Linked DNA regions of Homo sapiens: region 2 is linked to region 1. A link is an interaction called in ENCODE POLR2A ChIA-PET data of the cell type or tissue named here. Cell type or tissue: HepG2. All regions are shown on one strand. Links, peaks and the distances in the headings refer to the core of each region. The heading gives the core; the rest is flanking DNA.

Region 1 (6,872 bases), core at 592-5,591:
CGTCGCGCCCGGCCTCCAAAGTTTCCTTCTAGGAGTTTCATAGTTTCAAATCTTAGATTTAGGTTTGTAATCCATTTTGATTTGATTTTTGTGTGTGGTGAGAGATAGGGGCCTAGTTTCATTCTTCTGCACATAGCCAGCCAGTTTTCCGAGCACCATTTTATTGAAGAAACTGTCCTTTCCCCAGTATATATTCTTTTTTTTTTTTTTTGAGAGACAGTCTTACTCTATTGCCCAGGCTGGAGTTCAGTGGCACGGTCTCGGTGCAACCTCTGGCTCCCGGGTTCAAGTGATTCTCCTGCCTCAGCCTCCTGAGTAGCTGGGATTACAGGCGCCCACCACCACATCCGGCTAGTTTTTGTATTTTTAGTAGAGACTGGGTTTTACCATCTTGGCCAGGCTGGTCTTGAACTCTTGACCTCAGGTGATGCACCCACCTCAGCCTCCCAAAGTGCTGGGATTACTGACGTGAGCCATGGCACCCCACCTAAATATTTATATTTAAGATGACACATATCCCAAGTACACTTGATTTGATCTTTACAAATTATATGAATGTATTAAATTATCACATGTACCCCCAAAACTATGTACATCTATGATGCATCAATAAAAAAAAGTATTGAGTGTAGTGGCTCATGCTTGTAATTCCAACTACTCAAGAGGCTGAGGTGGAGGATCGTTTGAGGCCAGGAGTTGCAGACCATCCTGGGCAACATAGCAAGATGCAGTTTGCACAAAAAATTGCTGGATGTGGTAGTGTGCACCTGTAGTCCCAGATACTTGGGAGACTGAGGAGGGAGGATTGGTTGAGCCCAGGAGCTCCAGGCTGCAGTGAGCCATGATCGCGCCATTGCACTGCAGCTTTGATGACAGAGCAAGACCCTGTTCATATATATATATATATATATATATATATATATATATATATACACACATAAATGTCCAAATATATATATATCAGAGTGGGCAGGAGGGAGGTCGCCTTTTGCAGGGCTGCAGGGACAGGTATGAGAGAACCAAGAGTGGGTGAGAGGGGCTGGGCCTGATGTAAACGTGTGCAGGGCTCGTAGGGGCCTGGGGCTGGGGGAAGCTCACAGGGGGAGAGGTAGTAGGCGTGACGGGTGTGACAGGAGACCGCAGCGTGGGACCGGCCATCATTCCAGGCAGGGCAGGGGCGGCAGAGACAGGAGCCCAGATGGAACGTAGGCACCCTATATAGCGGACGTGGCTGTCATCACCGATTCAGGACGTGGGTGGGATGACATTGGTTTCCGTGTCTGTCCCCTCTGCAGTCTCTCCTCCGCGATGGCTGCCCCTGTCTGCTCATCCTCACCTGGCCTTCAGCAGGTGCTCAGCTGACATCGGTGAGGGAATGGGAGTGATTCGTCATCACAGTAACCGTGTACTTCAGGTAAACGCTCAGAAGGAAGCCAGTTCCCACAGGACTCACAGTGGGAGACAGAGCGGAGCGTCCAGTGCTTCCTCGGCTAGCTGTATCCCACGATGCCGGGTCATTTGCGGACACAGTCTGCACCTCCTTTATCGCTTGTGTTACTGATGTGGGTTGAATAGCATCTGCTTTAGTCTGTTTGGACTGCTATAACAAAATATCGTAGACTGGGGGATTCATGAACGACAGAAACGTGTAGCTCACATTTCTGGAGGCAGGGAAGTCCAAGGATAGGATTTTTTTTTTTTTTTTTGAGACGGAGTTTTGCTCTTGTTGCCCAGGCTAGTGTGCAGTGGCGCAATGTTGGCTCACTGCAACCTCCACCTTCCAGTCTCAAGTGATTCTCCTGCCTCAGCCTCCCAAGTCACTGGGATTACAGGCGCCCACCACCATGCTCAGGTATTTTTTTTTGTATTTTTAGTAGAGACGGGGTTTCACCATGTTGGTCAGGCTGGTCTCGAACTGCTGACCTTGTGATCCACCTGCCTCGGCCTCCTAGAGTGCTGGGATTACAGGCTTGAGCCACCACGCCCAGCCCTGACTTTTTTTTTTTTTGAGACAGAGGTTCGCTCTTGTTGCCCAGGCTGGAGGGCGATGATGCGATCTTGGCTCACTGCAGCCTCCGTCTCCCAGGTTCAAGCGATTCTCTTGTCTCAGCCTCCTGAGTAGCTGGGACTACAGGTGTCTGCCACAATGCCTGGTTATTTATTTATTTATTTTTGTATTTTTAGTAGAGAAGGGGTTTCTCCATGTTGGCCATGCTGGTCTTGAACTCCTGATCTCAGGTGATCCGCCTGCCTCGGCCTCCCAGAGTGCTGGGATTATGTGTGTAAACCACTGTGCCCAGCCAAATGTCTGCTATTGTAAGCCACCCAGCCTGTGATAATTTATTACAGCAGCCACAGGAAGAGACTAATACAACTCCTATTTCTTTAATTTTTTATTTTATTTTATTTTTTTGAGACGGAGTTTCCCTCTGTCTCCCAGGCTGGAGTGCAGTGGCATGATCTCGGCTCACTACGACCTCCGCTTCCCAGGTTCAAGCCAATTCTCCTGCCTCAGCCTCCTGAGTAGCTGGGATTACAGGTGCCCGCTACCACACCTGGCTGATTTTTGTATTTTTAGTAGAGATGGGGTTTCATCATGTTGTCCAGGCTGGTCTTGAACTCCTGACCTCAGGTGATGCACCCACCTCGGCCTCCCGAAGTGCTGGGATTACAGGCATGAGCCACCATGCCTGGCCCAACTCCTATTTCTTTAATTTTTTTTTGAGATGGGTTCTTGCTAGGTTGCCCAGTCTGCTCTCAAACTCCTGGGCTCAAGTGATCCTCTCGCCTTAGCCTTAGCTGGGACTACAGGTGCTTGCTACCACACCTGACTTCTTTAATTTTTTTTTTTTTTTTTTTTTTTTGAGATGATGCCTTGCTCTATCTCCCAGACTGGAGGCTCTGTCACCCAGGCTGGAGTGCAGTGGTGCAATCTTGTCTCACTGCAACCTCTGCCTCCCGTGTTCAAGCGATTCTCCTGCCTCAGTCTCCTGAGTAGGTGGGATTACAGGCACCCGCTGCCACACCTGGCTAATTTCTGTATTTTTTAGTAGAGACGGGGTTTCACCATGTTGGCTAGGCTGGTCTCGAACTCCTGACCTTGTGATCTACCTGCCTCGGCCTCCCAAAGTGCTGGGATTACAGGCATCAGCCACTGCGCCTGGCCACTTTTTTTTTTTTTTTAACTTGAAACATTTTATCTTTTTTTTTTTTTTTGAGATAGGGTTTCGCTCTGTCACCCAGGCTGGAGTACAGTGGTGTGATGACAGCTCACTGAAGCTTCAACCTCCTGGGCTCAGGTGATCCTCCCACCTCAGCCTCCCAAAATATTGGATTATAGGCATGAGCCACTGCACCTGGCCTGTTTTATCACTTCTTTTAAATTTTTTTTTTGAGAAAGAGCCTTGCTCCGTCACCCAGGCTGGAGTACAGTGGTGCGATCTCGGCTCACTGCAACCTCCGCCTCCCGGGTTCAAGCGATTGTCCTGCCTCAGCCTCCCGAGTAGCTGGGATTACAGGCATGCACCACCACACCCAGCTAACTTTGTATTTTTAGTAGAGATGGGGTTTCTCCACGTTGGTCAGGCTGGTCTGGAACTCCCGACCTCAGGTGATCTGCTCGCCTCGGCCTTCCAAAGTGCTGGGATTATAGGCGTGAGCCTCTGTGCCTGGCCCAGTTTTTTAAATTTATTTATTTTTTTGAGACAGAGCCTCTCTCCATCGCCCAGGCTGGAGTGCAGTGGTGTGATCTTGGCTCACTGCAACCTCCAGGGTTCAAGTGATTCTCCTGCCTTGGCCTCCTGAGTAGCTGGGACTACAGGTGCACGCCACCTCCCCTGTCTAATTTTTGTACAGTAGAGACGGGGTTTTGCCATGTTGGCCAGGCTGTTCTCAAACTCCTGACCTCCATGATCTGCCTGCCTCAGGCTTCCAAAGTGCTGGGATTACAGGCGTGAGCCACCGTGCCCGGCCCTGTTTTATCACTTTAATCATTGGTATCTGTAAGAGACTGGCTTTGCTGGGCTGGTGGGGCTTTCTCCAATGCACAGTGAAATAAATGCAGCTTCCTGGCTGGGTGTCCTGACCCCATCCTCTCTGCTTCCGGGTATTTCCCTAAAGTTGAGCCTTCACCCCAGCGTTGCCCTGAGTTCCTGAGGCTGGGGTTCCAGTCCTGGAAGCTGGGGTGCTCTGGCTGGGCCCCCTGCACAGTCTGGGCTCTCTCACAAGTCCTCCAGCAGAGCGATGTCACCCTTCCACGTCCCCACCCCAGTTCTCTGACGGCAGCTGAAGGGGATCAGGATATGTTACTCTTAAAAATATATCACTTAGAGACCGGGCACAGTGACTCACGCCTGTAATCCAGCACTCTGGGAGGTGGAGGTGAGTGGATCATTTGAGCTCGGGAGTTCGAGACCAGCCTGGGCAACATGGCAAAACTCCATCTCTACCAAAAATACAAAAAATTCACCAGGCATATGGTGGCATCCACCTGTGGTCCCAGCTACTTGGGAGGCTGAGGTGGGAGGATGGCTCGAGGCTGCGAGGCTGAGGTTGCAGTGAGCCGAGATTGCACCACTGCCCTCCAGCCTGGGTGACAGAGCAAGACCCTGTCTCAAACAAACAAACAAACAATCTATTATCTATCTATCTATCTATCTATCTATCTATCTATCTATCTATGTATCTATCTATGTATCTATCTATCAACTTTAGCATAAGAATTATTCTGAGCTGAATGCAATAGAAAATCAGTAGATGGCCAGGCGCGGTGGCTGACGCCTATAATCCCAGCACTTTGGGAGGCCGAGGTGGGTGGATCACCTGAGGTCAGGAGTTGGAGACCATCCTGGCCAATATGGTGAAACCTTGTCTCTACTGAAAATATAAAAAATTAGCTGGGCATGGTGGTGGGAACCTATAGTCCCAGCTACTCGGGAGGCTGAGGCACAAGAATCCCTTGAACCTGGGAGGTGGAGGTTGCAGTGAGTCGAGATCCTGACACTACAATCCAGCCTGGGCAACAGAGCGAGACTCTGTCTCAAAAAAAAAAAAAAAAAAAAAAAATCAGTAGAGGCAGAAAGAATTCTCTGCTCTCTACTTTTCTGCCTCAAAGCCAGGCATAAACTTCTCTTTAAGAAGGTGACATAAGGCTGGGCGTGGTGGCTCACTCCTGTAATCCCAGCACTTTGGGAGGCCGAGGCGGGCAGATCACAAGGTCAGGAGATCAAGACCATCCTGGCTAACACGGTGAAACCCTGTCTCTACTAAAAATACAAAAAAATTAGCTGGGCATGGTGGCGGGCACCTATAGTTCCAGCTACTCAGGAGGCTGAGGCAGGAGAATGGCGTGATCCCAGGAGGCAGAGCTTGCAGTGAGCCAAGATTGCACCACTGCACTCCAGCCTGGGCAACAGAGTGCGACTCCGTTTCAAAAAAAAAGGTGACATAAATTTTCCTTTGTGGAGGTATCCCCCCGTCTCCTTACCAGGGAGAGCAGAATGACTCCTATCACTGCAGATAGTCAGTCCCAAGATGAGTCTACATAAACAAACCTTCCTAAAATAACTCTCTGTCTCCCTCTCTCTCTTTTTTTTTTGGAACAGGGTTTTGCTCTGTCACCCAGGCTGGAGTGCAGTGGTGTGATCATAGGTCACTGATGCCTTGACCTCCTGGGTTCAAGTGATCCTCCTACCTCAGCCTCCCAAGTAGCTGAGACCACAGGCATGCACCGCCATGCCGGGCTAACTTTTGTATTATTTATTTATTTATTTTTTGAGACGGAGTTTCGCTTTTGTTGCCCAGGCTGGAGCGCAATGGCATGATCTCGGCTCACTGCAACCTCCACCTCCCAGGTTCAAGTGATTCTCCTGCCTCAGCCTCCCGAGTAGCTGGGATTATAGGCATGCGCCACTACGCCCGGCTAATTTTGCATTTTTAGTAGAGATGGGGTTTTTCCATGTTGGCCAGGCTGTTCTCGAACTCCCGACCTCAGGTGATCCGCCCACCTCGGCCTCCCAAAGTGCTGGGATTACAGGCGTGAGCCACCACGCCTGGCCAATTTTTGTATTTTTTGTAGGAATGGGGTTTCACCATGTTGCCCAGGCTGGTCTCGAACTCCTGGGCTCAAGTGATCCTCCTGCCTCAGCCTCTCGAGTAGCTGGGACCACAGGCATGTACCACTACACTCTGCTTTTTTTTATTTTTAGTAGAGACAAGGTCTTGCCATGTTGCCCAGGCTGGTCTCGAACTCCTGAGCTCAAGCAGTCCACCCACCTTGGCCTCCCAAAGTGCTGGGGTTACAGGCGTGAGACACCGCGCCCGGCCAATGCCTGGGCTTTTGCACCTCAGGGCATTTCTTTTTCTTTTTTTTCTTGAGTCTCGCTCTGTTGCCCAGGCTGGAGTGCAGTGGCATGATCTCGGCTCACTGCAGGCTCTGCCTCCCGGGTTCACGCCATTCTCCTGCCTCAGCCTCCTGAGTAGCTGGGACTACAGGCGCCTGCCACTATGCCCGGCTGATTTTTTGTATTTTTAGCAGAGACGGGGTTTCACCGTGTTAGCCAGGATGGTCTTGATCTCCTGACCTCATGATCTGCCCGCCTCGGCCTCCCAAAGTGCTGGGATTACAGGCTTGAGCCACCGCGCCCGGTCACCTCAGGGCATTTCTATGACAATCATGCCCTTCCAACCTTCCAGGTGATGAGGCTCAAGCAATGGCCTGAGAGTATGTGAGACTGGGGACTAGGCCAAGCTCCGCCCCTCTTCCTCATCCCCTGATCTTCCCACCCTGTGTCTCCTGGGCAACTAACACTCTAGCCTGATGATGTGCACTGTGGAGGCCTTGGGTCTACCTCTTGGCACTCGGGCATAGACTT
Region 2 (6,872 bases), core at 1,052-6,051, 270 kb before region 1:
GGTCCTCATGGGCAAAGACCCCAAGGCACGTAGGCTTGACAACTATGGCATTAAGCGAGCTGGGAGGAAACTGGCCACACCTGTGCTTGGTGTGGGCAAGATGTCTCCCTCCCACCATGCCTCCACCATGCTTCGCAGGTGGTGGGGGCCTGAGCCTGCAGGGGGCACCCACTCACACTTCAGCCAACAGCTTCCTCTTCCTCAGCTCGCTCCTCTCCTTCTCCCCCAGCTTCTCAGCCTGTCCCCCCCGGACCAGCTGGAGCCGCCGCTGCACCTCATCCTCCATGCTGTCCACCTGCCAGGATAAGGAGTGTGAGGGGTATGAGGGCCAGGGGCCCATGTGCCCGTCCACCTGCCCCCTGACCAGCCCGCAGGAACGCACCACTCGGAACACCCGGGGCCCGTCAGCCGCACTCTTGTCCACCCGAATCCACTTGTTGGACATGGCCTTGCTGAAGCCCACTTTGCCACTGGGCAGTCGCTGGAAAAGAGAGGCTGCAGTGAGTGGGGCACGAGGGCCACCTTCATCCCATCACTCACTCCCCATTCACCCCGCAGCTCCTACCATAAGCTCGCTCTGGGCCAGGCCCTCTGGGGGAATGCTTCGAAACACACGGGCCTCATGGCTGCCCTCCCGGGCAATCTCCTCGCCCTCCGCAGTAAGCTCCCAGTGCTTGGTGGACCGAAGTTCAGCCTCGATGACCTAGAGGGAAATGTGGGGAGGGTGTCCAGGCAGGGGTGAGGCTCAGAGCCAGGCACCCCCTTTCTGCAGCGCTGGGTCCCAGGTTGAAAGCACAGCCCTTAAAGCTAGGTTCACATCCCAGCTATACAACTTTACAGCCAAGTGGTCTCAAGGGAAAGACTTCCCCTTGCTGTGTCTCCATTTCCCTTATGTAACACAGGGGTAGTAATAATGATAGTTTACACCTCCCAGGGTAAAGTACACCACTAAAGATGTTACCTGGCAGAAGACAAATTCTGTCGGTTTTGAACCTGTGACAGATTTTAATGTGAAAAATTAGGTGAACTGATATGTCTCCACATTTTTTTGTTTGTTTTTGTTTTCTTTGAAAGGGGGTCTCACCCTGTCACTAGGCTGGGTGCAGTGGTGTGATCATAGCTCACTGCAGCCTAGACCTCCTGGGCTCAAGCGATCCTTCCGCCAGTCCCGAGTAGCTGGGACTACAGGCATGTGCCGCCACACCTGGTTAATTTTTAAATTACTTTTTTTTTTTGAGACGGAGTCTTGCACTGTCGCTCAGGCTAGAGTGCAATGGTGCGATCTCGGTTCACTGCAACCTCTGCCTCCCGGGTTCAAATGATTCTCCTGCCTCAGCCTCCCGAGTAGCTCGGATTACAGGTGCCCACCACCACCCCCAGCTAATTTTTGTATTTTTAGTAGAGATGGGGTTTCACCATGTTGGCCAGGCTGGTCTCAAACTCCTGACCTCGTAATCGGCCGACTCCGCCTCCCAAAGTGCTAGGATTACAGGCGTGAGCCGCCGTGCCCGGCCCTTTAAATTACTTTTTAAAGACAGGGTGTTGTTATGTTGTCCAGGCTGGTCTCAAACTCCTGGCCTCAAGTGATTCTCCTTCCTCAGCCTCCCAAAGTGCTGGCATAATGGGCATGAGCCACCATACCCAGCCTGTCTCCATGTTTAAATGTTCACATGTCAGTGCCCAGAATGTCAGAGACGGGCCCTGGAGGTCCACATTACAAACAAAAACTGAGGTTCCAGGTCCAGAGTCATGAAGACAAGGACAACAAGGGTAAGTAGAGTGCACAGGGCCTGGCTCCCACTTCATTCTAATCCCAACTCTGCCCTTCACTTACTGTGTGACCTCAGGAAAGTTGCTTAACCTCTCAGTGACTCTTCTCATCCATAAGAGAAAGGTGTGATGGGTTCTACCTCAGATGATTTTAAGGAGTAGCTAAATTAATACTCAGAAAGAATATATAGTGCCTACCACGTGACAAACACTGCATAAATTTTTTTTTTTTTTTTTTTTGAGACGGAGTCTCGCTCTGTCGCCCAGGCTGGAGTGCGATCTCGGCTCACTGCAACCTCCACCTCCCGATTCAAACAATTCTCTGCCTCAGCCTCCCAAGTAGCTGGGATTACGGGTGCCCACCAACACGCCTGGCTAATTTTTTTTTGTATTTTTAGTAGAGACAGGGTTTCATCATCTTGGCCAGGCTGGTCTTGAACTCCTGACCTCGTGATCCACCCGCCTTGGTCTCCCAAAGTGCTGGGATTACAGGTGTGACCACTGCACCCGGCATAAATTCTAATTACTATAATTATTTTTATGGCTATTACTGTCATTAGATTGAACCTCACCTCCTTATATTATTTAACCCTCTGTGACGTATACAAATGTCAGATCATATTGGTCAAGGCACTGTCACCCCACACAACACAGCTGCCATCTCTCCTCTGCATTGAGGACTATGGGCTCTGCAGCCTGAGTGCCTAATTTCAAATCTGGGCTCATCGGCCTCTTCTATTCACACTGATTATGTTACTGACCATCAGTTGTCACATCTGCAAAATGGGAATAACATGGCCATCAGCCAGGATTATGGAATGGATTGGACAAACAAGCTGAGACCAAAGTGGGGCACAGAACATGAGCTCTACGGATAAACAGCCCAGATCCTGGCCCCATGGATCTAGCCTTCTGGGTGGCCCACGGGCCCCTCAGCATCCTACGCCTGTGACTCTGTCACTGTCCACTTGCCCAAGTCAGAAGGCTGGACTTCATCTGTGCGCCCCCTGCCTTGTCCTGAATCCCACGCCTTCCCCACCTCCCCCAAGCTTCCTTCCCATAGCCAGACATCATGCCCTCCAGCTTGGGGAAGTGCCAGCTTCTTCTTTCATCCCTTCACCTCCAGTCCTGTCCATGCCAATTCTTCCCAAAGGTGATGTGGATAGCACACTCATCTGACCGGCTCTAGCTCCTGCTATCGCTTCCCAGTTCCCTCATGAGGTAAAGACCTAAGAGGCTTTGCAATTACAGCTATGCTGGTCTCCCTTGCCGCCTGCCATCCCCCAAGATCCCGGCCACTGATCTCTAAAGTGCTATCACTTTCCTCAACAGAGAACAGACTCAGCCGTCACCTGCACCAGGCCGCTCTCCCTGACCCCCAAGGCTGGGTCAGCTGTCACAGCTGGGTCCCCTGTTTTCCCCCATCACTCTGGTTCTTGAAGCACCTTCCTATTACGTCGCAACCTGCGTGAGGGCAGCAACCGCGACTTCCTCGTCCATCATCGTACCCTCTACCCACGCTGACCGTGCCTCAATAAACGTTTATTGCATGAGGAACATCCGTGCGTCTGGGCCCTCACTCGTCCCACTTCCCGCCCGCACATCCCGGAGTGGACACATATACAGCTACCCCAAACTAGGCCTGAGGGAATTTGGCTTGGACGTAGAGCGCCCGTGGCAAGGGGACTGTAGGTGCAAGGGCAAGGCGGTCCGGCATCACGGGCCCGGCTCACCTCGCCCAGCGCCTGAAGGCTCTTCACGGCGCCCACCACCGCCTGGTGCTCCATGCCCAGCTCAGCCGCCAACTCGGCGCTGTCCAGGCCGCCATCAGACGCCTCCAGCCGCCGGAGCAGCAGTTCCGCCACCTGACCATCCGCCATGACTCCTTCCAGTGTGCTCAGCGTGTCCGGGCCCGGGTGGGCGGGGGGAGCTGAGCCACCGGAACCGGAACCGGAGTGTGTACCGCCATCTTGAATGTGTCTAACTGTAGAACAGGGCTCAATGTGTCGTCATCTTGAGTGTGGCGACGGAGCCGCAAAAGGTGCATGGGACTCAGTTCCCACCTCCACCCTGGCTCCATCAATGGCGTCTGGTTGACCAGAGGGGTAAAATTGATTATCTCAAGGTCAGAAGCACCGCCCTGTTTTGAGTTTTATCTAGCCTCACTTCGAGCGGGCTGTGTGACCTTGGACTTCCCCGTCTCTGGGTTACAGAACCCTCTGCCCTTCTGGTATTCTCTCTTGCCCTAGGAGAGGCGGTGGGTGGTGGGCTCCAGAGATGGTCATTTTGGCGATGTCAGCTACTTTTAAAATTTCAAAGGAAGGCTGGGTAGGTACCGTCCCTTTTTATAGAGGGAAAAGGAATTCACCTAGTAAGTCAAGGTGGCACCTAACCTGTGTGGACTACCTCGTATGTGGTAGTACTTAGCCCAGAACTGAGTACTTCACGTGTAGTATTTCATTTATCCCCAAAACTTTATGATGTAGATACTGATATAACCGCATTACACATGTGAGAAAACTGAGGCTCAGAGGGTGGTATGACTTGCCCAAGGTTCTACAGAGAGTTGGTGGAAATGAAGTCATAAATTATAAACCTTCCAGATCCTCCCACCCCTGTGCGCTGAGAGTAACGTCAGTGCAAATACTGCATGGCCTAGATTAGCACTGTCCTATAGAAACACAGTGCAAAACATCTTTCTTTTTTGAGACAGGGTCTTGCTCTGTCACCCATGCTGGAGTGCAGTGGTGCAATTATGGCTTACTGCAGCCTTGACTTCCCAGGCTCTAAGGATCCTCCAACCTTAGGCTCCTGAGTAGCTGGAACTGCAGGTGCGCGCCACCACACCCAGCTTTTTTTTTTTTTTTAAGTATGGGTTTTGGCCATGTTGCCCAGGCTGGTCTCAAACTCCTAGGCTCAGGTTATCCTCCTGCATCGGTCTCCCAAAATGCTGGCATTAGAGGCATGACCCACCTCGCCCAGCCAGCCAGACCCTGACTCTTACAAAAAAAAAGATGACTAATAAAATATTTTGCACTCGGCCGGGCACAGTGGCTCACCTCTGTAATCCCAGCACTTTGGGAGGCCGAGGCGGGTGGATCACCTGAGGTCGGGAGTTTGAGACCAGCCTGACCAACATGGAGAAACCCCGTCTCTACTAAAAATACAAAATTAGCAGGGCGTGGTGGCGCATGCCTGTAATCTCAGCTACTTGGGAGGCTGAGGCAGGAGAGTCGCTTGAACCTGGGAGGCAGAGGTTGTGGTGAGCCGAGATCGTGTCATTGCACTCCAGCCTGGGTGACAAGGCGAAACTCCGTCTCAAAAAAAAAAAAATTGCACTTTTTTTCATACTAAATCTTCAAAATCTGATGCGTATTTTACACTTACAACACATCTCAGTTCGGACCAACCACATTTCAAATGGTCAGTAATCACATGTGGGCAGTGGTGACTTACGTCAGCACAGGTAGATTAGAATCCTAGATCTGCTGGCCAGGCTCAGTAATCCCAGCACTTTGGGAGGCTGAGGCGGGTGAATCACCTGAGGTCAGGAGTTCAAGACCAGCTTGGCCAAGATGGCGAAACCCCATCTCCTCTAAAAACACAAAAATTAGCTGGGTGCAGTGGGGGTGCCTGTAATCCCAGCTACACGGGAAGCTGAGGCAGGAGAATCACTTGAGCCTGGTAGGTGGAGCTTGCAGTGAGCAGAGATCGCACCACTGCACTCCAGCCTCGGTGACAGAGCAAGGCTCTGTCTCAAAAAAAAAAAAAAAAAAAAAAAAGAATCCTAGATCTGTTATTTATGTCATTCAACCAGAAGGTGTAGTCTTTCTGTGCCTCAGTTTCTTGCTCACATGGAGGTGATTGGAGCCCAGGTTACTGTGAGAATTAAATGCCCACACATATTCACACTGCTTACTAAATTGAGTGTGGCCCATGTTCGAACACTCTTATAAGCAGAACACATTTATTCCTTTTACATCACAATTATTATTTGAGTCTGTAAAATGGGATTACTCATATCCCCAAATCCTGACCCTATATGAGGTTCTGTATTAAGGATACATTTCTCAAAGTCCCTTCTCTCCTCCCATTTTATGTTGATTATTTATTTATTTATTTAGGGAGTGGGTCTCACTCTATTGCCCAGGCTGGAGTGCAGTGGCATGATCTTGGCTGACTGCAGCCTCCACCTCCTGGGCTCAAGCAATCCTCTCACCTCAGCCTCCCGAGTAGTTGGGACTACAGGTGTGTACCAGCAGGCCAGGCTAATTTGTGTTATGTATATTATATATTATATGCTATATATAATATACATACTATTCATATATTTATGCATTATATGTCATATATAATATATTACATATGTGTACATATATATATTTTGTAAGAATGAGGTTCCACCATGTTGCCCAGGCTGGTTTTGAACTGCCGGGCTCAAACAATCTGCCTGCCTCAGGTTCCCAAGGTGCTAGGATTATAAGTGTGAACTACCATGTCCGGCTTATTTTTATTTATTTTTGAGACAGGGTCTTGCTCTGTAACCCAGGCTAGAGTGTGCAGTGGCAACAACACAGCTCACGGCAGCGTCAACCTCCTGGTCTCAAGTGATCCTCCTGCCTCAGCCTTCTGAGTAGCTGGGAACACAGGCAGGCGCCACCACGCCTGGCAATTAAAAAAAATGTTTTTGTAAAAATGGCCTCCTGCTATGTTGCCCAGGCTGGTCTTGAACTCCTGGCCTTAAGCATTCCTCCCATCTTGGCCTGCCAAAGTGTTGGGATTACAGGCGTGAGCCACTGTGCCCCGTGTGTTTTTAGTTAATTTCCACAAGAGTCCTTCCTTCCTCTCTTCTATCATGCAGCAAGTACTTTTTAAGCCTGTTCTGTGCCAGGTGCTGCAGGTGACACTGGAGGATGCGAAGTGAACAAAACAGGCAGTGTCTAACCTCAAGTAGGAAGCGCCAAGCCCACAGGTGCCTGACACAGGAACAGGAGGAAGGGTCAGCAAGAGGCCTGGGATGGTCCCCGGGATCCTCATGGGGGGGACCAGACTAGGCAATACTGAATACTACCTAGAGGAAGTGGTAGAACCCCAACTTCCCA

Evidence for each region. Peaks named below come from ENCODE experiments on the same cell type or tissue, not always from the same donor. Only the 100,000 strongest peaks of a DNase experiment are listed, where the experiment ranks them.
Region 2: POLR2A ChIA-PET joins it to region 1 with 5 read pairs; 2 of 35 experiments call an interaction of 5 or more read pairs at or near these places.

Annotation. Positions count from the first base shown.
Region 1 is chr19:13,197,644-13,204,515 of GRCh38, forward strand. No RefSeq gene overlaps it. Among named protein-coding and RNA genes, the nearest start is that of IER2, 51 kb to the left of the region's middle. RefSeq lists a silencer at 5,428-5,628. In HepG2, for the core only: no CTCF peak of the experiment used is centred there; no DNase peak of the experiment used is centred there.
Region 2 is chr19:12,930,047-12,936,918 of GRCh38, forward strand. It overlaps FARSA (phenylalanyl-tRNA synthetase subunit alpha), which reads right to left and starts at 3,665. Exons shown (of 13, transcript NM_004461.3): 1 at 3,504-3,665; 2 at 566-703; 3 at 383-481; 4 at 177-295. The coding sequence starts at 3,650. FARSA-AS1 (FARSA antisense RNA 1) reads left to right here and starts at 476. Exons shown (of 3, transcript NR_149078.1): 1 at 476-500; 2 at 2,924-2,991; 3 at 3,103-3,250. RefSeq lists enhancers at 3,268-3,337, 3,348-3,847, 3,569-3,863, 6,629-6,758 and a silencer at 4,900-5,005. In HepG2, for the core only: no CTCF peak of the experiment used is centred there; a DNase peak (open chromatin) is centred at 3,735; H3K4me3 peaks cover 1,833 bases.